Linked DNA regions of Mus musculus: region 1 is linked to region 2. The links are chromatin loops, found by intact Hi-C in ENCODE. Cell type or tissue: gastrocnemius. All regions are shown on one strand. Each heading gives the region's core, and the rest is flanking DNA. Links, peaks and the distances in the headings are about the cores only.

Region 1 (15,529 bases), core at 4,778-9,777, 160 kb before region 2:
TATGGTGGTTTGACTAAGAATGGCTTTCACAGGCTCATATATTTGAATGCTTAGTCACTAGGAAAGGTGCTATTTGAAAAGATTAGAAGCATTAGAAGGGGTGCCCTTGTTGGAAGAAGTGTGTCACTGGGCATGGGCTTTGGGGTTCCAAAAATGCTTATCAGGCCCAGTCTCTCTCCCTCTGCCTGTGAATCAAGGTATATCTCTCAGCAACTGCTCTAATGCCTACCTGCATGTCACCATGCTTCAACATGATGATAATGGACTAAACCTCGGAAACTGTAAACAAGCCCTTAAATGCTCACTTTCATAAGAATTTCTTTGATCACGGTGTCCTTTCACAGAAACAGAACAGTGACTACATGCATGCAGTGCTTAAGGAAGCCAAATTCCCTGGGCCTGGAGTTAGAAACAGTTGTGAGCCACCATGCGGGTTCGGGGAATTAAAGCCAACCCCCTGCAAGAGCAGCCAGTGCCACTTAACTACGGAGCCATGGCTCTGACCCTCTATCTTGAACAACCCTTCGAATAAGAGTGACTTTTGGCAGACTCGAGCCAAATAAAAAAGATAAACGCCTGCTTTCTTTTCATCAGTAACACAGTAGTCAGCTACATCCAAAGAGCCAGTGTGTAATCCAGAACTGTCCACAGTAAGATCCCTACCTCCACTCCACAGCTAGTGTACTAAAAACGCACAGAACGTCCCTGAATGAAACCCACTTCCCTCTCACAAATCCCACTCGAGACACACTCATTGTCACAGAAGTCAACACGTCCACCTTAGCCAGCACTGGTCTCCCACAGCACCACCCAGTTCTATATCTATAATGAGAAAATTGCAATAGCATTACCCATGGGGAACCTTATAACTTCATAATATCCCGGAGCTTCTGTTCTCTTCACTGGTTCCATGAAAGGCCAAGCATTTGGATGGTTCTTGAATAAAAGAAAATAATAAAGATAATAAGGTATCTCATATGGGAATGTCAAGTGGGAAATCACTTCAAAATAAGAGCATGAGATAAAAGACAAATACACCCACCTTCACCTGCTGCAGGATGTTCTTGAGGGTGCTGTAAAGCTGCTCAGGGTCTTTGGGCTCTTTACTTGAAAGAACAGAGAGCAAAGGAGGAAGGATTAGTGTTCTTGCTCCCAGCCTCTTCACCACTCAGCTTAGCCTCACAGGTAGGTCCCAGCCTAGGAACTGAAGCCCACCAACTGCTGTGTACCAATTAACATCACTTGGCCCTTTTCCTCTAACACGCTGGAAGGGGGAAGAACACTTCCATTAACATCCTCTAACCCAGCTTGCTTACCTTTTCTCTTTTCCACTTGGTTTCCAGCCTGTCTCTCCTATATGTCAACAAAATTAAACACTAAATGAGAACTGCTTTGGGTCAAGAGAATAACATACTTACTACTTATCAAAAGCATCATACATGACAGCCACGTCTCAATAAATGTCTATTAGGGGAGACACACTGCAATTAGTGGCATATATTTTCTTTCTCACACAGCTTACAACATAAAAGGTTTTCACAGACTGGCAGCTATATTAACGTCTTTTGTTCTCTTGATTCATTAATTGCTTCTGTAGGGCTGAGTATTGAAGCTAATACCACACACCACCACTGAGGCAAGTGCTGTGTCCCTGAGCTTTTGTCTCAGCTAGTTAGTGTGTACTAAGGCAACTAACTCTTCTAATTCCAACTCTTCAAAAGAAAGAAGAAAGGCAGAGAAGAAAACAGTACTACACATTTAAACTGCAAGTCTAATGTCTTCAATTACCCTACACCAAAGTGCTGCTATTATTTTAGCTCAGGACAATATTCTGCTCCTTGTTTTGTTTGGCCAAGTTCCTGCTGCTTGCAATGCACATCTGGTTTACAGAGACCTGGTGTCTAGGGCATCTGGATTTGACTTCTTCTCTTATCCTTTACCCCTTCCTTGATTTACCTACCTACAAAGCAGAACTATGGAAATTAGGTGTGGTTAGCCCTTGTGACATTAGTTGATACTAATAATAATTATTTTTAAAAAAAGAAGCCCAAATATCTAAACATTTGACCAAGAAGGAAAATAATAAATCGTGAACAAATAAAATAAACACAGAAAAATACCTAGCACCACTGGGCATTCAACAATGGGGCAATTACTCGGTCATTAACAGTGACTACATGGAGACATGAGACCTGGGTTTCAGCAAAAAGAGTTCTGAGGCAGGGCAGATGCAGTGAGACAGGCATCCTGTCTCTTTCCTGGAAAAGTTTAGTTTTGTGTCTGTCTGCCGAAGGCAGGGAGGGGTTGAGTCATCATAAGAACTTAGGTTCCAACCAAATAAGATTGCCAAATGATAATTGCTAGCTTCTAATCTACAAACCCCAGTCATTTTGTACGGTTCAACCCAATACAGTTCACTTTTAGAGAATAAAAAAAAAGAATTCTTAAGAAAGCTACTGTAAAATAAAAACTTGAAACAACTGATGTGACCTCCATCACTTGGAGAGGGAGGAAGAAGGAAAGTCAGGCTATGGGTCCATCACAGTGGCACCAAGGCAGGTTGTCCACAGCAGGCGATTGGGCGAACAGAACGAGTTGCTCCATTCTGACCTTCTGCCTGATAATTTATACAACCGTTTGAAGACCAGTTCCTCCATTCGTAAATATGAAAATCTAGAGTTTCCACACTACTTAGTACACATTCCTGTTGCCAAGCATTGTGTGCAAGTGCCAGGCTGAATAAATTATGGATATTAATAACTTCTTTTTAAAGGTACACTGTCTGGGTTGAGTTAAGAAGAAAAAGACATCAGAAACTCTTTATTATTGCCCTCCCCGGCCCCAGATAATGTCTCACGCTTGTCTTGGTTAGCCTCAAACACTACATCCTCCTGCCTTAGACTCCCAATGCTGGGATTGCACGAGAGCTCCTCCACAACCAGCTTGCTGCCCACTTCAAAGACCACAAACACCACGCATGGAAAAGGAGACAGGTGAGAGCTTTTCAAAGGACTGCACTCTGGAAATCGTTTCAAACATATCTCACAGGAGCAACAGAAAAGTTTGCTTTTTTTTTTTTTTTTTTTTTTAGAAAGTATCTTATACATACTGATTCCAGGAATGCTTTCTATAGGAATCTGCCGAACTCCATCTTTGAAACACGAAAGTCCAGGGTAGACTTTTCGAATCTGGGCTTGTTTTCTTTCTATCAGCTTTTTAATGATCTGAAAAGCATAGGGAAACATGTGGTTAGAACAAAGAAGCCACACCACAGACCAGGACAAGTCAGGTAAACCAAAGAGATGGTGCTCCTGAGGCTGTACAAGTTTTTAATAAGACAAAAAGGCTGAATACACATTAGCAGGTAAGAAACAGAAGAATTCTGGGGCCAGTGACGTGGCACAAGGGGTAAAGAGGCCTGCTAACAAGCCCAAACACTTGAGTTCAATCCCTGGGATTCTACGTAGTAAAAGGAGAACGCTATCCCCAGCAAATTGTTATCTGGCCTTCACATGTGTCATGGAGTGGGGGGGGGGGGTATAAACACACACACACACACACCACATACATAAATACAAAAAGTTAAAACATATCTTTTAAAAGAAGTATTCTTTTATACCATACTCATGTAGCAACATTCACCCAACCCTTTGCCACTAGGGAAATGACCATCAGAGAGAAGGAAGAAGGGAGGCTGGCTGGAGGTTGGCAGGGGCCCCTCCAGACCCAGCCTCTTGTAGTCTCACATATGGACTAAGATGTAAGAATCACACTCCACGGCAACCTACTCATAGGCATACACATAAGCAGCCATACACCTCCCTGCCCAGCACCTTTTCTCCCACTCTTTCTACGTGGTCCTATCTACTGTGTCCACCATCTTCTGTGCTAGACACTGACCTAATCTTTGTTCATTATCCCCAGTGCACACAGAGATTCTATCTATAAATCTATCTCACCTGTGGAGAGGTCTCTCTCCACCTTCAGATGATTCTAATCACTCCTGGACTAGAAAAGTTCTCCGTATCCATAGCTTATTCCCTGCTGTTGTTTCTCAAGGGGCTTTCCACAAGTGGAGTCTGACATTTGAGAGTGTTTGGATGTTGGAGTTTCTCATTAAAGATGCTCCATCAGTAAGTCAATGGAAAGAATGAAGAATAAGAAAAAAAAAAACAGACTCTAAAATACTCGGGTCACGAGCATTTTGCATCAGAGATACTTAGCCTGTCTCTACAAGAAAATAATTATTTCATTATGGTACGGTTGCAGCTCTCTTTTAAAAAATCTAGTTCAAAACACTGAGAATAAGGATATGATTGTGCAACCCCAAAGGCTCAGAGAACATCCTGGAAGAGAGGGCAGAAAGAATGCAAGAGCCAGCAGATCGGGAGGAACGTTGTAACGTTGTAAAAGGAAAGCCTCCGGATACGCACCAGATGGTACATCTGCGTACACACGTGAACTCACCCAAGTTGTGCTTACCTGCCCAAGAGTTAAAAACTGTATCATGAAGAGGGTAAAAATTCCAGATGCCATACCCTTAAATGAGAAGCCAATAAAACTGATAGCTTCGGGGGGAGAGTCACTTTTCTTTGTGAGTGTGGCCACTGATAGGCTGTCAGTGCCTCAGTGGATAACCCCATGCATGTGCATGCATGAGCAGCACTAACTAGAGTTAGTGATTTGGGGGTTATTTTTTAAGGTATGAAGGTGGGAGTCATATGAATGATATATTGGTGTGATGCTGGAGAGAGGAGCAGAGGGTGGATATGAGCAAGATACATTGTATATGTGTGTGGGAAAAAAGAAAACTAGGGTAATACTCCAAACACTGGTCCATTCAATGGTATGCGTGAAAAAAGACTAGAGACAAAAAAAGGAGAAGTAAAAGAGGAAACAGAAAAGAGGAGAAAGACTTGTCTTTTAAAAAGTGAAAAAACGTTAGCCATCTGAAATATCTCTGTGCTTCCAGCTTTCTCCTATACAGTAAGAGTGAACAGATCATTCTCTGAGGGAATCTGCAGACTCCCAGGGGACTCTCATTCTACTAGGGGATGAATCCTTGTAGCTAGTGGAAGATTACAGAACGAGCAGCTGTCAGCACAATGCTAGTGTCAAGCGATCAGCAGCCACCGATGCACCAAAGAGCTGCCAAGTCTAGACCTGCTTGTTAAGACTGAAGAGCAGTGAGGGAAGGTGACTCTTTAAAGAAGGCAGGCCAGAGGTGCCTGCTACATTAAGAATTCTCCCACTACCCTGTTTGGAACTCCCTACTAGGCAGACATCTTTGACCATGCAGCAAAAGTACTTTGATTCTCTAACAAAACAAAATTCGTTTTGCTCTTCTAATAGCAGCACCTGCCTGACCCACTTTAAATAAAACACTCAGTGAATGACTGCTGTCACTAGACATTACGTAAGCTTCTGGGCTGTTATATGTGTCACATCTAGCAAGCAAAAGAATTGGGATTAAGGATCTTAATAGAGAGCAGATGGGTTTAAGGCAGATGTTCCTCTTTGGTAACTTGTCAGGGAAGAACACAGAAGGTTAAGTAAAAGGAGTACTGGATGAAGCAGATGTCACCCACATCCCAGCTCCCAGATAATGGTCCTGGCTATTCCAGAGTTCATTCACTTCATGAACAGTCTTGTGGACTCTCTAGTATGCCATTCTGCCTTCTAAAAGGTGCTAGTCACTGTAAACTCACACCTGGAGCCTTCTCCAGCATTACCATTTCTTGTTTGCAAGCCTAAAGAAGGACATATCAACACAGATAACAAACTAGTTCTTTTTGTTGTTGTTGTTTGTTTGTTTGTTTTGTTGTTTTGTTTTGTTTTTTTCAAGACAAGTTTCTCTGTGTAGCCCTGGCTGTCCTAGAACTCACTCTGTAGACCAGGCTGGCCTCAAACTGAGAAATCCGCCTGCCTCTGCCTCCCAAGTGCTGGGATTAAAGGTGTGCGCCACCACTGCCTGGCACAAACTAGTTCTTATAGGACTTCAGATCATGAAGTGTAAAGGAGAGAAATAGACACTAGAAGAGATGTCTCTGCAGGATAAATAATTAAATCCGAGTAGGTGAGTCAGGCTGATGCTGTACAAGTTTACAGAAACGTTGGAACAGAACCTGAAAGAATGCCGTTTACCTGAGTGACAGGGTATTGTGAGCCAGAGGCCAAAGCATCAGCAATGGCCCTTGAAGATCCTTTTGGCGATGAAAGTGAAGAGATTAGATTGCAATGGGCTCGTACTATACGAACCTGGCGTGGTGGCGCACGCCTTTAATCCCAGCACTTGGGAGGCAGAGGCAGGAGGATTTCTGAGTTCAAGGCCAGCCTGGTCTACAAAGTGAGTTCCAGGACAGCCAAGGATATACAGAGAAACCCTGTCTCAAGGAAAAAAAAAAAAAAAGATGTACTATACACATGCTATATTTTACACAATTTAGCAAGTGCGCGCACGCGCGCGCGCGCGCGCACACACACACACAAGGCGGGGGAGAGGATGGGGTTAGGGTGGACCCAGTGTAATGGTGAAATGCAGTCCACCCCAAGGCTGGCCTGGGCAGAACAGCAATCAGCAGCTCACCTCCTTCTGCTTTTTAATGATGACAGAGAACTCTGTGTATGGGATCTGAGGGTTCAGCTCACATCCCATCAAAGTGGCCCCTTCATAATCCTTGATGTAGCCAACATATTTGGTTTTAGGTATTTTGATTTCTTTGGAGAAACCCTACAAGGCAAATCAGATCACTCATTAGGGTGCTGTGCATAACGCCTGCACAACTGGCTGCTAAGGGCTGGCTCTGGGCCAAGCCTGGTGCCAAGGATTCAGAGGAACTCTCTTCCCAGCACCGTTGCCCTGCTCTGAACAGCAGCCACACAGAGAGCCCCCTGATGAACAAAACCATCAAAAATCAAACAGTGCCAACAGGAAGCAAATTTAAAAGTAAAAGTGTCTGGGGGTGGCAGCGTGCACATCAGGAATCCCAGCAGGAGGAATGTAAATTCAAGATCGAAATAATGACACACACACACACACACACACACACACACCGCCAAGCCTGAAGCCTATGCAGACCTTATCAGAAACGAACATTTTCCAGAAACTAAGTCAATTTCCCTTTTTTTTTTTAATTTTTAAAAGAGATTCAGATTTAGTGAAAGACCCAGTTTCAAAGCAATACGGCAGAGAAAGATGTCTGGCTTTGGCCATCAGAAGTGCAGAAACAGGTGCAAGCACCTAGACAAACACACACACACACACACACACACACACACACACGTATATGCATACACAGTCTGAGAGCACACGGCTTCGTTGGGAACCGACCTGCTTCTTGAAATAGCCGATGGCATACTCATCTGCATATGTGAGGAAGTTGAGGATCTCGTGCTTTATGTGGTATTCTTTGAGATGGTTCATCAGGTGGGTTCCATAGCCCTGGTGGAAGTAAAGATGCTCAAGAAAAGAAATTCCTAACAACGTGACAGAGAATGGTAGCTTACAGGAGTTTGCAGTTTTAAATATTTTACCAACCAGGGTCTTTCCTCGAGGAACTATTTCTTGCATGTCTGAATTTTGAAAAGGAATCACAAACTAAGACATTCAAAATCTGCGGTTCAAAACAAAATTATCACAGGCAAACACTAGCTCCGGGTCCTTTGAAAATAACACAGTAAGACTCCAAACTCAGTCCTAAAATCCTTCTTGCTGCCAAATGTTTGCAGAGTGAATGCTGATGGTGAGTTTAATCTTGAAAGTATTTGAGAAGCTGAGATGAAAGGAGGGAGGCAGATGAATGGTGCTGATCTCATTAGCATATCTGAGGTATGTAAATGAGCCATGCAGATCTTCACTGGGTACTGTGTATGCTGAGCTAAGCATTTACCTGTTCCAGGCACCAACAACCCTTCTAGCAACTGCATCACAGACACAGGACTTCCAGCTTGGTTTATCAGACCAAGAAAAACCTAAGAAACCCAGAATCTGAGTCAGCAAAAAAACAGTGGAAACAAAAAGACGGTGAACAATGTTGAATAAATGACTGGGTTAATGTATGAAAACAGGCCCAGTGTTCCGGTGTGCACCTAAGGAGCTGGGACTGAAAATGCTGGGCTGGGAGGGTCTAGATTTGGTAAATAAGGCTATAGATAAAAACCCTGTCTCAAATTTTTAAAAATGAGAGTTGGGGCAAGGGGTTGTACAAATGTATGAAATTCTCAAAGAATTAATGAAGTATTTTTAAGATTAAAATATTAATTTGAAAAGTGAAAACTATAGTGGCGACGGCCGTGTATCCAGAGATCAGTGACCACCACAAAAGACAGACAAAACCACACAGAATCACAGCACACAATACAAGAGCTAACCCTCACTCCTGTTTACTTCCACTGCCCAAGCCTCAAATCAACCAGTATCATGAGTGGGGACCCTTTAGCAATCACAGCACTCCTTCTCCACTATGCCTGGCTACTATCAGGTGGGGTGCTCTGTCCCATAAAAGTCAGCAGCGACACCTCCCTTTTTTGGAGAGTGTTCTTCCAGTCGTGTCAGCCAAGGACATTTTTCCTTATACACATACCACAATACCAAGACACTGTGAGTTCGGATATAATGTGAATAGAAAAAACAAGTGAAATGTATCTCATGGAAGAATTCCTGGTGACACAGGGAAGAGAGAAAACACAATTATAAACGGAACTTCAGTATGGCAGCTTACTAGTGCTAGCTGGACGGTGCTAGGAACACAAAATGTCCATCAGCAAGATATGTGTGAATATACATTTTATACTTCGTGTTCACATGGCAATATTTTGGACAGATTGGGTTAAATAAAAAGTATAAACATTTTTACCTGTTTTTATTTTACTTTGCAATATGACTCCTAGAATTTTTTATCTCATTTGTTCACTTATTTACTGGATGTTTTGAAACAGGCTAGCCTGGAACTTACAGAGATCCACCTGCCTCTGCCTCTCTGCCTCTCTGCCTCTCTCTCTGCCTCTCTGCCTCTCTGCCTCTGCCTCTCTGCCTCTCTGCCTCTCTCTCTGCCTCTCTCTTTGCCTCTCTGCCTCTCTGCCTCTCTGCCTCTCTGCCTCTCTGCCTATCTCTGCCTATCTCTGCCTCTCTGCCTCTGCCTCTCTGCCTCTCTGCCTCCCTCTGCTGGGATCAAAGGTGTATGCCACCACACTTGACTTAGAAAAAGAATTTTATGTGAAACTCGGATTTCTGTTATACAGCATGTATTGAGAACAGTGTATTATTTGTCATGTGTAAAAGGAAAAGAGATAGAAATGATTAAGTTAGGCATTTAAAAAGAGTGTGTCAAGTTGCTGGGGCGAGAGAGATGGCTCAGCAGTTAAAAGCACTGGTTGTTCTTCCACCGTACCTGTGTTTAATTTCCAGAATACCTAGAGAATTGCTTCAGGAAGACCAAGAATGAGCAATGGATGGGCGTACACACAGATCAGGATCTGCGTGATCCAACAGAGAAACAGAAACCACAGCATGACCGCGCCCCAAAACACACAAAATTTCAGCATGTTTATTATGCAGAGTTGATCACGGGGGAAGGAGGAGGCTGAACTGTTTCATACAACTGAACAAGGAGACAGTTTACTAGTCTCCTAGGAACCGACTCTGCAAGAGAGCAGTTTTCAGGCTGTAAATATCATGGCAATGGTTCTCAACCTTCCTAATGGTGGGACCCTTTAATACAGTTCCTAATGTTGGGATGACCCACAACTGTAGAATAATTTTCATTGCTACTCCATAACTGTAACTTCGCTATTGTGATAAATCAGAATATAAATAACTGTTTTCTGATGGACTTAGGAGGCCCTATGAAAGGGTGGTGTGACTTCTGTTCCCCAAAAGGGTTTCAGAAGCACTGGGTGAAGGGAGGAAAACTATGGTGGACATCTTCTGCCCACACTATTAAACTCTGCAAGAGAACCAGCCATCTTTATAAGCCTCGCTCTGTGGGAGAGGAGTGTAGCTTCTGACTTTTCCCCATGAGTCGAGGCTAGGGTCCTTGACATGGCCGGTTGTAGCAACAGCAACCACTTGCTCAGGACCTCCCACCATCAGGGCGTGTCCACTCCTCACACGTGTATATAAGCAATCAAGTCTCCTGAGAGATCCCTCAGCCCACTGTAAGCATCTGGAAAGACACTCTCCAGCTGCTCCAGCTGCCTGCAGGCTGTGCAGTGTGCTCCAGGTGCCCAGCTTTGGGGGGGCTCTCACTCACACTGGGGTGGGCCTTGGCTGATAAGCTGTCTTTGAGTCATTTCTGCTCGTCTAAGTAACCCTTCACCCACATTCCTTCACTAGTTAAAAAAAAAAAAAAAGGCCAAAAGCCAAACAAACAAACAAAAACAAATATTTTCCCCCTTGTTATTCCTACTGAGTCTGTAATGTTTGGCCTCCTTCTTCCTTCCACACTGCAATAAAGAGAGGAGGTGGAGGAGAGGAGAGGGAGAGAGAAAATAGGCAATAGGATCAGGAGCTCAGGGCCACTATATAGCAAATATGAGACCACCATCAATTCCAGGAGACTTTTTGTCTTTAAAGGGGAGGGAAGCAGGGGAAGGGGTGTTGGGCAGTGAACATGGGAGGGACATGCAAACCTAACCACACTTGGAACAGAAAATGCGTCTTCCAGTGACTTATTTTTAGTCTTTGTAAATGGCAGTCCTTCTTTGACTCTGAAAGAACTAATAGACTCCTTCGCCCTGCACTGCCCAGGACAGAAGCCACCAGCCTCTTGTGCTCACTGAGTACATGAATGTGGCCAGTCCAAACTGGGTGGGACAGGCTGGGAGTCTAAACCACACAGCGGTTTCAAAGGCTTAGTACAGAGAATGCAGATGCTGTTGACGATTCCTCATGATACTGAATTTTACCTTAAATGAAACATATTTGAAAAAAATGGCCTCTCCTGCCTGCACTTGCTGTTTTGAAATAGATTTTCTAGAAAGCGTAGACTAAGTGCAGTGATGGATTGTGTGTGCAGCTTCCACACGCTACTGTTGAACAACTTGCCTCAGACCTTACAACAACTTTGTTTGTAGTGCTCCTGACTCCTAAGCTGTTCACGGCCCCTTCTCACACACAGTTTCTTCATACTCTTTTGTATCTGTCTGCAACCTGTGGGTCTTAACCCCTTTGGGGTCAGATATCAAATATCCTACATTTATATTACAATTTATAGCTAGCAAAATTACAACTATGAAGTAGTAGCAAAAATAATTTTCTGTGTGGGGGTCACCAACAGCATGAGAATGGTATTAAGGGGCAGCTTTAGGAAGGTCTGTTGAATGCCAAAAGCAAAACCTTCTAAGACGGAAACAGTGTCCTCAGAAAAACAGAGTAGAATACGACAGAGTGTAGAGAAGTGCTCTTTGTACCCAGCACATCTAGGTTATTCCAGGCAACCCTAAGAAAGCACAGCCTTAGCGCCAAAGGAACAGAGGACCCGTGCCAGAGACAACATGGGAGGGACAGAGGAGGACTTCAGCAAAATCAAAACCTAATGCAGGAACAACAGGGTTACAGCTATGTGTGGCAAAGTGCTAACTTAGCATGCACAGAGCCAAGTCCACGTAAATACTCTTCTTCTTTCCGTCTGTTTCTATTTTAGACAGGGCCTTCTGGGCTATCCTGGACTTAATAGGTAAACCAGGCTGGCCTCAAACTCACAGAGATCTACCTACCTCTCCTTCCTATGCACTGGGATTAAATGTGTGTGGGCCATCACACCCAACTCCTTTTGGGATTTCCTTAATATTCGTTTCTCTTTATAGACAAGGTCATGAGAATCTTGTTGAAGTGTGTGAGATAACTAAATACTCTGTGCGTGTGTGTGTATGTGTGTGTGTGTGTGTGTGTGTGTGTCCCATCTGATTGTCTGTGTCTGTTACATATAAATTAACAATAAACACAGATTTGCCTGCCATCTGCTACTGTCAGGATACAAGCTCTGCTTAGACAAAGCCTCTGTGCAACCCTACTAAAAATATTCAGTCTGATGAACTATGCCCACATACACACAGGGAGAGAACTTCGAAGGAAGGCCTGAACTTCACATCCTGAGCCTTCTCTGAGCCGAGCCTAGAGGGAACTCCCATGCTCCTCTGCAGCAGCAAGAAGCCCTACCCCTGCTTCCCTGCCAAGGTCCTGGGCAGCTCTTACCTTGACTTGTTCATTTGAGGTTACTGCACAGAAAACAATCTCTGTGAATCCCTGGGATGGAAACATCCGGAAACAGATACCACCAATGACACGGCCATCTTTAATTAAAGCAAGGGTTTTGTGTTTCCTAAAAATAAATAAAATAATGTTCAATCAGAGTTTTATCTTGTTTGGTTACGTAAAACACTTGTGGAGATGCTTCCTGCTTGGAAGGGGATGGGTTGTAAGTTCTTTCATCTAGATGCTAGGCAGCCATTTCCCTGGACTCTACAGGGCAAGCCTACTTCATCAAAGCTCCCACCAAAGCAAAGAAAGTATTCCCTGAGAAGAGCCTGAGCCCATAAGTGTGTGCTTAGAAGGGTTCTGAAACTGGCATGCCCAATGTCCAGCGGGCTATAGGGGTTGGAGGGAGAGCTCAAAGCTGTACACAAGGATGGCCTGCATTTCTGAAGAGTTCACACTTACACAGACAGTGACGTTACATCAAAGAACATAACATCCACATGTAGGAACTGTCAAGCCCCCATGTGTGGAATCTCACCTGACTGACTCACTCTGACTTGCCACGTGCACAGAGCACATTTCACATAGGCTGTCTCGCTAACTAGGTCAAAATACAGCCAATTGGAGACATCTGCTTACTTGTTGTTGGGTTTGTTGGGTCTGTTATATATAAATTAACAATAAACACAGATTTACTTTCAAACCTCTGTCTGCCATCTGCTACTGTCAGGATACATGCTTTTTGCAGACTGACTGATTGATTGATTGATTGATTGATTGATTGATTGATAGAATTGTGCATTGAACCTAGGGCTTTGTTTATGCTAGGTGAGCCCTCTACCGATGAACTACATCCTCATCCTTGGTTGTTTTGTTTTGTTTTTCCTTAAACCCATAGATTTTGTAGGTTAACATATCCAAAATCCCAATGGTTTTCCCAAGGTTTACAGAGTATATGGCATAGCAGATATGGTGCTGTCCTCTGTACTTCTCCTGAAGATCCAACACAACTTTGGTGCAACCTTACCTATGGGTACTTGGTCTACAGTGGTACCTAGTTAATATAACAAAGCCAAGAATGTATGGGCTATGAAGTAAGACACCCTAGGATTTCTATGCTCTCGTGGCTATAAAATTTCAGTCTATTAATAAGAATGTAAAAAGTGTTGATAGATTAATCTTAGTGATTTTGACCCGAAAGTTATATCAGTATGGCTCTCTATCAACAGTAGGACAGAAGGCAGCTATATTCCAAGGGCTGAATGTCACTGTCTAAATAAACAGTTCGTCCTTGGACTGGAGAGGAACTAAGGAAGAATGAGTTGAACTTACGGGTCAAAGACGAGCCGTGTGATGTACTCTTTGGGCATTCTGGGCAGCTGGTGGGAAAACACATTCTGGAGGCCCACGAGCCACATCAGGATCTTCTTGTTTGGTTTCTGGTTCAGGGAGTTGCCCACCACGTGGAATTCAATGACACCCCTGCGTTCTTCCAGCCGTGCCGCCTCATCTCTGGCCGAATGGGCTGACAGAAAATTGGTCTGGGATCCAGAAGACAAGAATAGATTACAAAGGGCTTTTCTTTGAAAGTGGTGGACTGGATAATATGAACTCTTTCCATGTTCTGATAAGACTCTGATGTGAATTTCTGGGTCTTAAACACATATGCACAAGAGCCCCTGTGCATCCACATCCCACAAGTTATGAAGACAAAATAGAAATGTGAATTAAGTAGGTTAGATAGGTGAATCAGCAGTTAAAAAAGTTTACTATATAATCAGACAGACTGGAGTTTGGAATCCCAGTATCCATAGAACAAGCCACGAGCATCCTTTTGCACACTTGTAACCCCAGCTCCAATGAAGGCATAGACAGAAGGGTCACTAGGGCTTGCTGGCTTCCAACCTAACCAAGAAAATAAGCTGAAGCCCTAGGTTGAGGCCCCGTCTCAAAAGGCTTGAAGGAAAGTTGTAGGGGAAGATACTGAATACCCTCTTCTGGCCCTGATGCACACACAGGCATGGGAAACCACGCACACAAAAGTAAGTGGATGAATTAAGTAGATAAATTAGCATTATGAAAAGTTAATAAGTGCATGTGCATTATATTTTATATGGGTTAGGCATCAGAAAACTTTTGGTTGTTGTTCTGAGACAGGGTCTTGCTCTGTAGTATAAGCTGGCCTTGAACTAAAATCTTCCTACCTCAGCTTGCCCAGGGACAGGAAATATATATATCACTTCTGATTAGGAAAATCGTTTTGTAAGAGAACCTGTAGAAAATATTTTAGAAGAGCTGAGGAGATAGCACACCAACTAAAGCACTTGCTGCATAACTTGAGGACCAGAGTGCAGATCCCCAGAGCCTAGGATTTCAAGTGGATCTGGTGGCCAGCAGTAGTGCAAGCTGACTACTGAGACTAATCAACAAACAAGTTATGTGGGGTTTTGGTTTGTTTGTTTGTTTGTTTTTGTTTTGAGAGAGAATCTGCCATGCATGGGCACCGATGTCCTGCCATGCTCATGTGAACATATGTATCAACGCAAAAGTTATCTTTAAGACAATATTTTAGGGCGGTGTTAGAAAGCTGGCTCCTTGGTTAAGAGCATGCACTGCTCTTTGAGAGGACCCAAGTGTGGGTCCTACAAAATACACACACTTGGTGGCTCACAACTGCCTGTAACTCCAGTCCTGAGAGTCTGACACCCTCCTCTGGCCTCCTTGGGCACATGTACATAATTCCACACAGATATACATGTACAGGTAATTTAAACAATAAAATAAGATATTTTTAATCATGTGTACCCCCTCTCTCCTATTCAGTTGCTACTGTAGCCTATAAGCAGACACAGACACACTAGTATAGAATACGGAGCATGATCTTCCAACTCTAAGGAGGGTAGCGGAGCTTGAGGAAAAGATCAGCAGTTCACAGTGCCTGCTGGTCTACAGGGAACGCAGGCTTGGTTTCAAGCCCCCATATTGGGAGGCTCACAACCGCCTGCAACTCCAGCTCCAGGGGACCCAGTGCCCCTTTCTGGCTTCTATGGGCAGCCACACATACATGGCATGTACTCAGATATATGCCATAAATAAATAAAAATAAATATAAAAATTTTTGAATTGGGGGAGCAGTCAGGTGGCACAGCAGGTAGGGTGCTTGATACAAAACCCGAGAACCTAAGTTCAATACCTGGACAAAGACCCATCTGACGGAAGGTGAAAATGAATCCCCTCACACTGGCCTCTAACCTCCATATTTACACCATGGCCTGGGTGTCTCCACTGGTGCATGAACACATACACACACAAGCACATTAAATAAATCAGTGT
Region 2 (15,529 bases), core at 6,449-11,448:
CTGTTTCTTATAGTACCACTCTAGCCCAGGGATGGCACTATCTACCATGGGCTGGAGCCTTTCATTCTGATCACTAATTGAGAAAATCCTGGATCTCATAGAGGCTCCTTCCTCTCTGATGACTCTTATCAGCATCCAGTTGACACCAGAACTAGGTCAGTATAGTTAGCCTGGCAAACGCCCCCCTCCCCTGCTTTCACCGTTCTCATTCTAGAGTACTGGAATTACAGGTGTGTAATCTGGCTCAATCACTATTTTGATCATACAATGATGTTTATATATGTATTTCTATATGCATCATTTTGTATTTACGTCTTTCAGGAACTCCTACTCCTTTTGTTCTTAATTCCATTATGCTGACCTATTCATTTGGTTTGTTTCCTACCCGGAAAATTCCTTGGTTTCTACCATGTGGATGTCCTGTTGTTTTCTTTCCTTCCTTTCTTTGAGACAGGGTCTCTATTATGTATCCCTGACTGACCTGTAGCTCTGTAATCCAGACTGGCTTCAAGCTCACTGAGATCCACTTGCTTCAGTCTCCTAAGGGCTAGGAAAAAGGAATACACCACCCATACAAGGCTAGTGATGAATTTTAAGATATTATTTGCCTTGATTTTAAAGGAAATAATCAATTGGTGTGGAATTACAGACTGGCAGATTTTTCTCAGTTGTTGGAATCTGTTTCCCTGTTTGGCCTGGCTGGCATCCCTGTCTAAGCCTCTCTTGTTCAGAATGTGGCTCCTCCTTGTGGCTACTTGAAAGATTTTCTCTTTCTCAGATTTTAAGCCATTTATTTGACTGATGGATCTATTTCTCTTTAAGGCTCCTGTCTAAGATCACTCACATCATTTGTGTTAGTCCATTGGACCCTACCAGCTGCCTACAAATGCTCCTTTAATCTGTGCTTTGTTTCACTCTTCTATTTTTTTCCTTTTTTGAAGTAAATATTTTTCTAAATGCAGATGACCTGAGCTCACAAAGATCATGGTGCATGTGTGGAGACCAGACAACTTTCAGGGTTAGTTTTCTTTCTACTGGCAAGCCATCTTTTCTTTCTTTTTAACTCTAATCCAGGCTGTCCTCCTAACTTGTGGCAATCCTTCTGCCTCATTCTGAGCATCTCAACATACTGGATGTTATAAACTCCATACTGGCAAGCCATTTTCTTCCTTTTGGAGACAGGATCTCACTCTAACCCAGCCTGTCCTCCAACTTGTGGCAATCCTGCCTCATTCTGAGTACTGAGGTTACAGATACTAGCCACCATGTCAAATTTTCTTCCTTTCTCTTCCCTTCTCATCTTTCCGTTCTTCCCCCTTTCTCTCACCTTTAGTGTTTTGTTTTCCTCTCCCATTTTCTGAGATTTAGTCAGTCACTAAAGACAAGAAGCTAGAAGTTACAAAGAATTTATTCTTATGTGTTTTTGTGAGTGTAACGTATGTGCAGGTACCTGTGGAGTTTGAAGAGAGCACATTAGATCCCCCAGAGCTGTAGTTATTGGCAGTTGTGAACCACCTGACAGGTCACTAAGTGTTCTTTTTTTTTTTTTAAGATTTATTTATTTATTATATGTAAGTACACTGTAGCTGTCTTCAGACACTCCAGAAGAGGGCATCGGATCTTGTTACAGATGGTTGTGAGCCACCATGTGGTTGCTGGGATTTGAACTCCAGACCTCTGGAAGAGCAGTCGGGTGCTCTAACCCACTGAGCCATCTCACCAGCCCCCCACTAAGTGTTCTTAACCAGTGATCCATCTCTCCAGCCCATTATCATCTTCTGACTTAAGAACTTTGTTTTTTCTGCATCAACTCATCAACACGTGGAGACCCACGTTGTTTACAACATTACAGTACATTGCCCAGGATCGTGTTTGGTGAGATGGGCTAGACCCTGATCCACAGTGACTATTACTGCCCCCTTTGTTTTTTGGACACAGTGGCCTCACTCTTGCAATCCACCTGCCTTATACTACCAAGTTACTACTCCTTTTAAAAACCAGAATAGTCACATGTATCTGCCATATTACAGAAGTGTATAAAGCCAAAGTGCTTGCTTACCATCTTCCTGCTTAAGCTAGTATGTGAATTCAAGCTGTCACATAGAACATTAGAAAGTTGAGCTACTCCCCCCACATAGTTTTAAACCTATAGTAGCATTACTTACACATACATACACTTTCTCTATTTTAAGAAAGGTGCTGAACTACATCCTAATAGTTTATCCAGTTGCCACATTAAATGCAATGTGTTGCTTTGCTGGTGACATTGCTCAGTTTTCAGAATGTCTCCTAAAACCCATAAAGAAGGCATGATAGCACCTGATAGAAGGAGGACTGGGAATTTTAAGACACTGTCAACTACAAAGACAGTTCAAGGCCAGCTCAGGCTATATGAAGTTTGTCTCAAAACCAAACCGAACCGAACCGAACCGAACCAAACCAAACCAAACCTCCCCACTCAATAATTACTGACTTACCTGCTACAGATCAAAGTAAAAGATCCACAAGTTAGGATAAAAGAAGAATGAAAATAGAAATTTGTGCAGACTGCGGGAGCATAATTTGCATAGCACAGGGTCACATTTTGCAAGCAACCCAGGACCTCAATTAGCATTCATTCTATTATGTTAATGAGGCAAGACTACTGTTTATCTCACATCAGGTTAGGCTTTCTGTCAAATCATACCAGTTGGACAGACTTCAGCCTTTTAAGCCTAGATTCTTATTTGCTAAACAAATCAAAAAGTTTTTCTGAAATGAGGCAGACACAGGAAGATCTCAAGTTTAGGTCAGCATGGGCTACATATTGAAACTCTATTTCAAAATTAATCAAAAGAAAAACAAAAATAAGTTAAAAGTTGAAGAAACAGAATTGAACACATTAGCAACAAAATTCTGATTCCAAGTATAGCACTGTTAGAGGCCTAAATATTCTTTGATTGTAGACAGGGTTCACTGTGTGTAGCCTGACTGTCCTGGAACTCACAGGTCTCTGCTTCTTGAGTGCTGGCACACCACCCCCACCTGACAGAATATTCTTATTTTAAAGTGTGTGGTACACGTGCATGTATGCCACAGCATGCATGTTGAAGTCAAGGGCAGCTTTGGGGATCAGGTTCTCTCCTTCCACCATATGGGGTCTAGCTCAAACAGGTCATCAAGTGTCTCTTCACACTGAACCATCTCACTGCCCCCACCAAATTTTGCTTTTAGAACTGGCATATTAAAGTAGGAATTTTAATTTTCAGGGGCAGAGTATTCAGATACCAATGCCACCTGAGATATGCTGTGAATCACAATGCTGTACCAAAAACTACTGCTTGTTCTTAAACATATGATGATTCTAAAATCTTGGGGAAAACAAACAAAAAAAATCCAAACCCCTTCTAACAGCATCTTTTAATCTGTCTGGACCAGATTTAGACTTCAGGACATTAATGAAGCAAAATGTTGCAAATATCCCAGGTTTATCTCAACTATGGTCATACCATACTGCCATCTCTTACTGAAGACTTCAGTTAACAACTGTCAAGAGTTTAATGTGGCTGCCTATTTCCCCAACATGAATTCTTATAGAACTGTTTAATTACACATTAAGGAAACCTAGGATGGACACTTAACAGTGGAATTTTATCATCCATATCCTAAATACATTTGAGTTTTAACTTTGACCAGTAATATACATATGTATATATATATGTATACATACTTTGTTCATTTATTCATCCATTTATTATTTATTGATTGATTGTGTGTGTATATACCTGTATATGAAGGTCAGAGGACAACTTGTAGGAGACAATTCTTTTCACCATGTGAGACCCAAGAATGGAACTCAAGATTAGCAGGCCTGGTAGCAGCTGTCTTTAACTAACTTTCTTAACAGCCCCCAACAGTTTTTGTCCTTTAAGGATTTCTCATTTTTATGTGTATGTGGTCCTGTGCACACAAGTACAGAGGCCAAGGGCATCAGGTCTCCTTATACCTGAAACTACAAGCAATTGTGTGCTAACCTACATGATGTTAGTAATTGAATTCAGGTACTCTGCTAGAGGACCTCTTTATTGCTGGGTCACCTCTCAAAACCCCACCAAAGATTTTGTTGTTGTTTGTTAATTACTTGGTGCTGGGAAGATGTTTCAGTGTTTAGGAATACTTGGTGCTCCCCTAGAGAGTTCCCAACGTCCATTTGGGTGGGTCATGGCAAACTAACTTCTGCTCTAGGGAATCCAATGCTCTCTTCTGGACTCTACAGACACCCACCCTCATGTGCACATACACATAATTTAAACATTAAAAAAACCCTTTATTTGAATATTTAAAAATCTGAATAGATGTTAAAAAACAGTAAAAACCATTCTTTGAAACAGTTTCATAAAAAAATTAATTTAGAAATTATTTTTCATGACCTGTAGGTTTTTTTTTGTTTTTGTTTTGTTAAGTGTTTTAAAGTCTACTGGTTATCACTGAGATTTGAATTAGGATGTGTACAGTGTTGAGCTTACATATTCTAGAAATATTTACATGTCATACTTTGTGTTTAGCATTGAAACAGAATTAGTAAGTTGCATATGTTAATATGAACTGATGATTAATCTTTTGATCTCTTTCTCTTAAACAACAAAACACTTGTCTAGGAAACGTGCAAGCAGTCTTATGCAGAAATGGAAAAGGGTTTTGCCTGACCAAGGAACACAGTACACGAAACACCAAAGAAAGAAGAAGAGTCCTTTACAGCGAAGCAGTGATCAGTTCAGATGACCCCTATGGCCTCCTGGATGGGCACATCAAAACCACCCGGGGTCTTGGATTCCATGGAAACCTCAGACTAAAAAAGTCCATTATTCCAGCACCGCAAACAATCTCTGTCCCTATAGATGATCTATGTCAGTTTCTCATCTTAGCCACTAATGGACTTTGGCAAGTTTTGGACAAGAAGGAAGTCACTGCACTGGTAATCACCTTGTTTCATGCATATAAAGAAACCCATGTTCCTCGCCCTAAAAGCAAACCCTGGCCACCTATAGGCCTTCTTTCCCCACCAGACAGTAACATCCGAGTGCTGTTCCAGTACCAGCCTGAAAATGAAGACATTATGTCAACTGCAGATGGGACGAAAGGGCTATCTGACTCAATATATGCTGAAGCTTACACTCATCAGGGTACATTTTCTCCAAAAGTGACCCCTTATGACCCTTGTAGCACAAAAGAAAATAGCAGCTTACCCACTATAGACAGTAAGCAGGAAAATGAGAAAGAACTATGTATTAAGAATTTCTACAAAGGTGCAGCTGAGTACATTGGCTGTGAACTTGTAAGTGCTGCAATAGAAGGGGGTTCCAGAGACAGCATCACTGTTATGGTAATGTTTCTCAATGGGAGCGAGTATCACAGGCTGACATAAAAACATTCCAATGACCTAGAACAGCAAACAGTGCTACAAAGACTCCCGTGAAAACCATTCCTTAGACCGGGAAGGAAATACAAAAGCTGCAGCTTATATATCATGCGTATTATGGTGTATACTTTATGTCAAAGACAGAGAAAACTCAGTGTTGCTTTTTACATCACTTTATTCCAACCTGAGCACCTCAATATAAAACTAAACACCGGTGAACTGTTCTCCTTACTAGTTTTGAGTTACTGTAAAATGTACAAGTTCTGCTAGCAGATCAACACTTAAATAGATTAAATCATCTGACACATGGTAGATTTCATATAATGAAAATACCTAAAATAATTAGTGCAATATACTGATTAAAATAAAATGGACTTCAAAAAACAAGGCTTCAAGATTATTACTAATAACATTGTAATACTTATGTTACAATTGCAAGTACATTGTTTATTATGGTTCTAGCCATGTAAGAACAGCAAAGCCCCTTCCTTTCATAGGGGAAGAAAGAAATAATTAGCTGTTTTAGTAACTGTACATTTTGTATATGTTTAGGCAATTCTTAAATATTATAGGAAATAATAAACATATGGAGACTACAATGCAGTACTCTATTTACAGTACAGCTGAAGATCATATTTAAAATAATCAAGTTTGAATGTACATAATTGTTAGTGCACTGACTAATTATGCCCAAAGGGAAGCAGAGCCCCCTCCCTGTTCCAGACACACCTCTATGGAATAGCCAACAGTGATTAACTAGAAAGCAGATACCTGGTTTGTTTCCACTTTTTAAAAGAAGCTCATATGAAGGGACCACTATCATTAAAATGCATTTATCGGTTTCATATTCCTAAAACAGCATGGGGTTACATGTGACTTAATTTTTTCAATCAAATTTTAAGAAGTAATGGGACTGAATAAAATTAAGATGTCATCAATATTCATTCCTTCTTTCTGGAGATGCAAGACTGTTTTGTTGGGATTGCTTTATTAATATGTGAAATGTAGACTTTTTAAGAAAATCAAATTACACCATTTGCTTGGGTTTTATTGTTAAGCGTAAGTCTTCTAAAAATGTTTTCTAAAGCATACATTAGTAATTTTGAACATGTCATTCCTGACTATTATCCCAGTTTGGAGACTGGGTGGGTTAAGAGTGGGTCCATACCCACTGGAGATGAGCTGTTCCCCTGCACTTTCACATGGAACAAGTGTACACACAGTCCTCATTTTCCTTTCTACTGCTGGAGGAGCACATGCATGTTATTAAAAATTAAGTTCAAAACACTCAAAATAATTCAGAATTAGAAACTTGATTCTACCATAGTCTCTTTTTGGAAGTCACACTGGGCCGGCTAAATGCTCCCAACTCCATGGTTTTTGCCATTCAGGAAGTTCACACTGGAGCTCAGTTACTACAACACTGGCTTCTGGCTGGCTGTGCAGGCTCAGTAAGGTCTACTCCTCGTCCTCTGGCTGAGTTTGCACCAGGATTCTGTGGTTCATTCTTTGGCAGCTTTTTAGCTGAGAAATAAACAAAATAAAATTGTATTATTCATATTAAAATCACTTAGACCTGCTTCTTTATAATACTCTCCCTGTTGGGTTATTTCCAAAGTTTTATGTGACTGTTGGCTCTTTTCAAAGGTTTATTACTTACTAAATGCCAAAAAGCAAAACAAAGCACCAAACAACCCACAAAAATAAAAATACTCTTCCCCAAACAATAATCCCCACTCTTTGCTGTATTAAAAGCGTTTAATCTCTTAGTATTTTCGAAGTAGTAGGTAGAGGCCAATTGTAGATATACCATTTAAACTTAAATTTAACTAGGACTACAGATAATTCTTATATCAATTCCCTTAGAAATCACAGTTTTCTTATGTCGTATTGGGTCCTGTGCACACTAGGGAAGTCTAGTACCACTTAGCTACACTTAGCCTTTTTTTTGTTTTTTTTTTTTTAAAAAAGATTTATTTATTGTTGTAAGTACACTCAGTTTTCAGACACACCAGAAGAGGGCAACGGATCTCACTGTCGATGGTTGTGAACCACCATGTGGTTGCTGGGATTTTAACTCAGGACCTTCAGAAGAGCAGTCAGTGCTCTTATTCGCTGAGCCATCCATCTCTCCTGCCCCAATTAGCGTGTTTTATAATCATTAACTGTCTATTATATACAAGCTGCTGGACATGGTGCGGCATGACTGTAATTACCATGATTCAGTACAGAGAAGGAGTTGGAACAATCATTTGAGTCCAGGAAGTTAATTAAAACTAGCCCGAGTAGCATATCAAGATTTCCATTTTGAAAAACAAAACCAAGCAAGACACACATAAAATCCAAGCCAATAGACCATGGCCAGCTACAAAATTTATAAAGAAGCTCACATTACAGCAACATTCTCTGGGCTATCACAAATAATTCTAAGTCAAGTCAGGATGTGAACAAATTCTATTGACAGAATAATCAACCCAACCAAACTTGTCCTTTATTGTGTAATCCAATCAATTACACGACTTATAACATCTTTTCCTTCTTGGGCTATGACAAACCCTGATTTGATCTACAAATACCAATACTTAATACACATGAACAGCTTTGTGGATTATAAATTGCTATATTATATATTGCTAGAATACTGGTTATGTGGAATATGCTCCCCACTAAAGTTCACCTGCTAGACACATGGCTTTATCCTGAGGACTAAGCAGCAATACGACCAAGAGTGGTGTTTTATGTCCAATGCCGACCTGAATCCTGGACCTTACATACACATTACACAAGTTAACTATCACTAAGCCATATACCTCCATCTTGCCATTTTTTAGCCCTTTATTTTGCCTACTTTCCCTTCATCAATATTATCTTTAGAATCTTAGCTTCAGGAAGCAGGACCTGCACTGATGCTTGGGAAGGAAGACTCCACTGAGTCATCCTAGAAATTACTCTAGAGAAGGTTCGGTAATGTATAATAATGATAAATGTTCAGTCAGATGCATTTACATGTAATGCCCAGTAAATGGATTAACAATGGTACTAGGTATGGGAAGAGGATGGTGAAAGGTAACCTGGTCCCTGGTTGAGCTAAGGCTAGAAGCCCCTGAGACCCTGAAGAGATGGTAGGAGCTTCACTTGCTCTTGGGCACCAGGCCCTTGCCACTAGCTGTAGCCCCCCCACCCCCCGAAACAGCCCAAGCCCCTCCACATGCAGATGAGGAAAAGGACGTGACCTTTGGTCACATAGGTTCAAGACAGACTTCCATGCTAATGAGGTATATAGAGACCTGGAGGGTGTAGCCAATCCTTCCCAAACACTCCTCCCTGTAAAAGGTATTTAAACTCAGGCCCTCCCTGAGAAGTGGGGTATGGTTTTACACATCCACTTTCCACCATGGCAATATATGATTCAGAACTACAGACTGTCTTTTCTCATCAGGATCCTCAGTGGGGAGCCATAGAGAAGACCTGTGCCTACAGAGCAGCTGTCTCATCTCCCATAGAAGGCCTCTCTGCATTCCCAGCCAAGACCACCATAAAGCCTGAGCCTGCAGTCAATACAAGCACTCTTCCCATGAGACCAGTCGGAGCTCCCCATCCTGCTCCCACTCCCTAGCCCAGGGCTAAAACCAGCCCCCCTCCCCAGACCCCACTGTTCTCAGTTCTTCCACCACTTCCAAATGTGCCTGGGTATTCAAGTGCCTGGGAAGTCTAGAGCCCCAGCCTCTTCGAAGGCTTTGCCTGGGACCAGGCCCCCCACTCCCTCCCCCCAACTAGCTCTGGCTGTCTTGTACCTCAGACTGCTCTTTCCCACCACAAGTAGTGCTTTGGCACTTTCCTACAATACAAGCCCAGTTTGGCACAGAGTGCAGTCAAACTCTGTGTTCTGTATCCTCAAGCTGTGAAGCCCTGTTGCAGAGTGGATGCAGGACTCACAACTAAGGAAACCGAATAAAACAGCACTATATATCATATTATAATCAACACCAAGTTGGGTTTTGGAATGAGCATAAATTTCTCCTCTATGGACTTTCTATAATCACACCTGACTCAGATGAGGAGGTGGAAGGAAATGAACTTCAGTAAGGACTCTTTAATTGGACTGTACCATATTTTCTATGAGATTTGCTAAACTAACTTTATCAAAGAACGACTCCAATCCCAAACACATATGTTTGTGTTTGTGTGTAACCTTGGCTGTGCTGAAATTCATTCTGTAGACCAGGCTGGTCTCACTTGAAGACCCATCTTCTTTTTTTTTTTTTTTTATGTATTTATGTATTTATTTATATGTAAGTACACTGTAGCTGTCTTCAAACACTCCAGAAGAAGGAGTCAGATCTCGTTACAGATGGTTGTGAGCCACCATGTGGTTGCTGGGATTTGAACTCTGGACCTTCTGAAGAGCAGTCGGGTGCTCTTACCCACTGAGCCATCTCACCAGCCCCGACCCATCTTCTTTTACCTATCAAGTGCTGGGATTAAAGGCATGTGCCACCACAGCTTAGCTTGGTATTTCTTTTTTCTTTTTTTTTAAAGTAGATGATTGTAATGGAAACATAGGCTTTCTAACAACTATAGATGTAACATCTCATGATTGTACTCTAAAGTTTATGATTTAAAAAAAAAAAAAGATTTATTTATTTCAGACAAACCAGAAGAGGGCGGCAGATTTCATTACAAGTGGTTGCAAGCCACCATGTAGTTACTGGGATTTGAACTCAGGACCTTTGGAAGAGTAGTCAGTGCTCTTACCCGCTGAGCCATCTCACCAGCCCCAGCTTGGTATTTCTTTATAGAAAGGAAATAGTTTAATCTGAAATGAAATCTAGAAGCTGAGGATAGAATCCAGGCTTCAGGAACACAATACAAACACTGTACCACAGAGCTACTTCTATAGTCTAAAAGTTTTAAACTTAAGCCTATAGTGTAGCCCAGGTTAGAATGGTGGCTCCATCCTGTAATTCCAGTAATTGGGAGGCTGAGGCAGGAGGATTTGGAGTTCCAGGCCAGCCTTGGCTATATGTGAGACCCTGTCTGGAAAAAAAAACAACAACAACAACAACAACAACAACAACAAACCAGGTTCAGTTAGTGAGTTTTTTGTTTAACCATTAAGTTCTGAATTTGGGTCCTCACCACCCATGTAAAAACATGAATACGTAACTCTAGCAGTAAGGGTAGATAGATCATGAGGAGTAGAAAGAGCTTGTGATTTCCAATGTGCTCAGATTTCACTGAAATATCTGAGCTTTAAAAAAAAAAAAGTGAGATAGCAGGATAATTCAGGAGGTAAAGGTGCATGCCACCAAGCTTCATGACATCAGTTCCATACCTGGAACCTATATGAAATTAAGAGGAGACTAGCAAAAACTGAAGTTGCCTTGGAGACCCCAAGATGTTTGAGATGCCAGAGTTATGGGCTATCTACTGAGGAAAGCTGCTAAGGGAATGGAAACATCCCAGGAGAAAAAAGTTTGTTGCAATCAACAAAGATGAAAAAGGAGTTGGAAATCTGAAGACTGCCCTGAAACAGACATGGAGTTGCAGAGTTTTGAGTTTGCCCAGCTGATTTCCTGTCTTGCTTTGGGGATTACAGTTAAGTGATTAGATGAATCTCAGAAGAGACTTTGAGCTTTTAACACTGTTGAGCCTGCTATAGACTATCGGGACTTTTGAAGTTGGACTAAATATATTTTGCATTATGTTATGTTTAGGTATGGTCTCAATAGATTCATATGTTTGAACAAGCATATGGGGGCCTGGGAGTGAAATGTGATGCTTGGCCCAGTGAGTGGCACTATTAGAAGTTGTGGCCCTGTTGGAGTAGGTGTATCACTGTGGGTGTGGCTTTAAGACCCTCATCCTAGCTGCTTGGAAGCCAAGTATCCTGCTAGCAGCCTTCAGATGAAGATGTAGAACTCTTAGCTCCTCCAGCACCATGCCTGCCTGGATGCTAACATGCTCCCATCTTGATGATAATGGACTGAACCTCTGAACCTGTAAGCCCCAACTAAATGTTGTCCTTGTGAGAGTTGCCTTGGCCATGGGGTCTCTTCACAGCAGTAAAGTTAATGGATTGGGGATTTAGCTCAGTGGTAGAGCGCTTGCCTAGCAAGCACAAGGCCCTGGGTTTGGTCCTCAGCTCTGGAAAAAACAAAGCAAAACAAAACAACCCTAAGTTAAGCACCAATACAAGTCCTTCCTCAGTATGAGACCCTGTCTCGATGGGCATGGTGGCGCACGCCTTTAATCCCAGCACTTGGGAGGCAGAGGCAGGCGGATTTCTGAGTTCAAGGCCAGCCTGGTCTACAGAGTGAGTTCCAGGACAGCCAAGACTACACACAGAAACCCTGTTTGGAAAAACTAAAAAAAAAAAAAAAAAAAAAAAAAAAAAGGTCAGACCTGGTGGAACCCCATATAACCAGAACTCTGAAATCTGAGGCCCAACAACCCCATGTTCTAATCCAGCCTTGACACATACCAAGCCCAAACTTGAACTCAAATTCAATAAAAACCTCAGGAAAACAATCTTTAATAATTTCAGCAATACACCACCTGCCTACCATTTTTAAGGTCAGGGGTCTGATCTTTTTCCCAGATGGGAGAGAAAATCTGTGCTAGTTTTGCTTTTTCACCTGTGTGAGTTATGGTGAGTGTGTGTGTAATGTATACTTAGGACAGAAAAGGCATCAAATTAGACGGCTTAACATGATCCACTGTCTCAGGCATCCAGAGTGTCTTGGAATATATTCCTTACAAATAAGAGGTGTTACTTTTCAGTAAATCTACCTTTGGAAAATCTACCTCTTATCTGTAAGATCAACTTTTAATTCACCTCTATTATATAACCCAACACTCACTGAATTCATGAATGAGTATAAAATCGACATTAATGGGGCTAGCAATGGGGTTACTTCAGTGGAAGGTATAGACGGCGGCTTAGAAAATTGGAGGCCCTAAGTTTAATTCATACTACTGGAAGAGGAAAAAAAAGTTAAGGAAAGGAGGAGGAAGTGGAAGAAAGAAGGATGAAAGGAAGGAGGAAAGAGAAAGGAGGAGAATAGAGGAGAAAGGAAGGAAGGAGACGGAGGATGCGGAGCAGGAGGAAGAAGAAAAAAAAAGACAGCGTGGACCTCCTAACTTCCAATCAATCTCTTCTTTTTTAACCTTCCCCAACTCTGAGGAAGGGTCTTTAGCTCAGGCTGGCCACTACATCCTGCTTCACAACCAGACTTTGCAATATTCCTAAGAAGATATTGCTTAGTGAAAAGGACCTAGAAAAATAGTATAATCAGGAAAAAAAAAGATTTAAGAAGGGTGAGGAACATTCAGTATATATTGCTTTTCATTAGATATTAAGCTTACCTATTGCCATAAATATTTCATTTACATTCATTGATGTCTTAGCTGATGTCTCCATAAATAATAAGCTGTTGTCATCTGCATAGGACTGTGCTTCCTGTTTAAAAAAAAAAACCAACCCTTAAGCATATACTGTATACAGTTTATTTTATAGATTTTCTTATTGGATTTCTATTACTAACAAGTGGAGACTATGCTGTTGCAGAGGAAGAAACAATGGGTAGAATAATTCACCACGAATACTTTTTTATCTTAACGTTTTACACATTCTACCCTTACTCATCAGATCTAAGATTAACCCTAGTCACAATAATTGGGGGACAGTGTATCATTTTACCCTAAATCCTCTTCAAACACAATGGCAACATCTACTTACATCTTTTAAAAATACAGATTTTGTAATAAATATGGAAACCCAATGTCTTAGCACTGGCAACTAATGAATTACGTCCTCATGTTAAATTTTCAATGACATACAGCATTAAAATTTAAACTACATTATGAACTATTTCCCTTAAAATTACAAACTGCCCTACATTTCTGTCATGCTTTCCAGTTTACCTATATTGTTGCCTTTGATCCTCTTAGAACACCTGAGGCCCCTTTGAGCTATTACAGCACAGGCCCACTTCTGAACAAAACTGAAGCTCTCTAAGATGTTTTGCTGAGGAGTGTAATTGTTTTGGACAGCATAGCAGATAGCAGACTTCACACGGTCATCGTAAGAATTAACGAAGTTACAACTGAAAATGCTCTGCTTAATACACCATGATACAGTAGCTTCCTCTATCTACACTCTAGCAATGTCATAAAAAGAGCCTCATCTACATATTGGGCCACAGCTAGAGCTATGTGAGCAAAAGAAATAGTTTTAATATAAATAATTTTGTAAATATGAGTAGCATTTACTGTTTTATAGTGGAAGGCATTTTGAATTAATTACCTTAAATATATACAGACTGGAGGTCTATTAAGATCAGGCTGGCCTAAAACTTGTGGCAATACTCCTCCTACCTCTGCCTCCCAAGTAATGGGACTATAGGGATACACTGCCATGCCTGACTCAAGCATTATTATTTTTACATACATACATAGTACACTTATATATCTGTATGTATGCTATGTATGTATGCAATGTATGTACATATGTTTGGGGTAGGTATATGCCAGTAAGCATGCATGTGGAGGGAGGTCAGAGGACAATTTACATTTCTCTCCTTCCAGCACCTGGGTTCTAGGCATAGAACTCAGCACCTTTACATGCTGAGTCACACTGCTGGGTCTCAAATAAAGAGTAGCTGAGTCTATTTTTGTTTTGTTTTTTTTTGCTTTTTTCTGAGACAGAGTGTCTCTGTGTAGCCCTGGCTGTCCTGGAACTCAGAAATCCTCCTGCCTCTGCCTCCTGAGTGCTGGGATTAAAGGCATGTGCCACCACGACCTGCTGAGTCTCTATTTTTTAATTGCCTTTTAAGGACTTGCGTGCATGCACACATATATACACGTAATTGTGTGTTTGTGTAGCAATATATGTAGTATATGTGTATATAAGGTAGGAAGAACATTAACTTTTTCTCAGGTTGGAGTGGAGGGATGGAAGGTACAGAGCAGTATTTCTGTAATCTTTCATGTAATTCTTTTTGGGAAGGGACAGGGTTTCATGTAGCCAAGGCTGTCTTTACCTACTCCCCACCCTCATCCTCTTCCATCTATTTCCCCTGATATTATGTTTGCTACCATGCATGCCTGATTTACACAATGGCTCAGAATAGAACCCAAAACACCCATACACTCTAGGCAAGTGCTCCCTCTATCTATCTATCAATCATCTGAGCTATATCCCTGACCCCACTAGGAAAAATATTTTATTTGTTACGGTTTTACATGTTTTTTCAAAATCTGTATTTTTAAGGTTTAAAATTACTTTAAAACAAGATTTTGATTTAAAAGTAAAATTCCACATACCTGGAAGTCAACAGCTCTTTTATTTGCTAAGTCAGCTTTGTTTCCTGACAAAGCTATCACAATATTAGGACTTGCTTGCCTTTGAAGTTCTTTAACCCAGTTTTTTGCTCTCGCAAAGGATTCCTGTTAAAAGGAAGAAAAGGCTATTTGGCATAAGCTCAAAACAGAGTTAGAAAGCATTCTCTATGAGATAAGGCTTATAGAATCTAGTGCAATTGTTTTCAACCTTCCTAATGCTAAAAACTTTAATACAGTTCCTCATACTATGGTGACCCCAACCACAAAATTATTTTGCTGCTACTTCATAACTAATTTTGTTAGTTATGAAATGTGCTGTAAAAGTCTGATACACAGCCAGGTATGGTGGCGCATGCCTTTAATTCCAGCACTTGGAAAGCAGAGGCAGGCGAATTGCTGAGTTTGTGGCCAGCCTGGTCTACAGAGTGAGTTCCAGGACAGCCAGGGCTACACAGAGAAACCCTGTCTCGAAAAACCAAAAACCAAACCAAACCAAACCCACCAAAACAAAACAAAACCCCTGATATGCAGGATGGTCTTAGGCAATCTCTGTCAAAGTGTGGTTAGATCCCCAAAGGGGTTACACCCCACAGGTTGAGAACCACTACTCTAGGGTGACCCTGTGGGAAGATTGTAGTTTTTAGTACTATGTCATTTAAGGCACTTTCATTTTATATTTCACTCACAAAAAAGCTCTGGCAGAAATGTTATGACTAGCTACAAATGAATTTCCCAAAAATCTTTAGCCAAATTGTAAGTAACAAAAATGATTATTCAAACTGGCTT

The links. Hi-C counts contacts between places; a loop is a spot of excess contacts. Peaks named below come from ENCODE experiments on the same cell type or tissue, not always from the same donor. Only the 100,000 strongest peaks of a DNase experiment are listed, where the experiment ranks them.
Region 1: it touches region 2 in a loop (2.5-fold over the local background); 2 of 42 quality-filtered maps call a loop at or near these places.

Annotation. Positions count from the first base shown.
Region 1 is chr17:53,651,230-53,666,758 of GRCm38, reverse strand. Kat2b (K(lysine) acetyltransferase 2B) reads right to left here. Exons shown (of 18, transcript NM_020005.4): 10 at 13,529-13,737; 11 at 12,194-12,320; 12 at 7,331-7,441; 13 at 6,587-6,730; 14 at 3,110-3,224; 15 at 1,317-1,353; 16 at 1,043-1,106; 17 at 852-936. Among named protein-coding and RNA genes, the nearest start is that of Sgo1, 30 kb to the left of the region's middle. In gastrocnemius, for the core only: a CTCF peak has its summit at 9,203 (motif pointing left); DNase peaks (open chromatin) are centred at 6,808 and 9,159.
Region 2 is chr17:53,497,707-53,513,235 of GRCm38, reverse strand. It overlaps Rab5a (RAB5A, member RAS oncogene family), which reads right to left. Exons shown (of 6, transcript NM_025887.4): 4 at 14,726-14,848; 5 at 12,767-12,860; 6 at 5,558-6,922. The coding sequence ends at 6,807. Pp2d1 (protein phosphatase 2C-like domain containing 1) reads left to right here. Exons shown (of 3, transcript NM_173449.3): 3 at 4,638-5,776. The coding sequence ends at 5,404. Among named protein-coding and RNA genes, the nearest start is that of Rab5a, 26 kb to the right of the region's middle. In gastrocnemius, for the core only: no CTCF peak of the experiment used is centred there; a DNase peak (open chromatin) is centred at 9,000.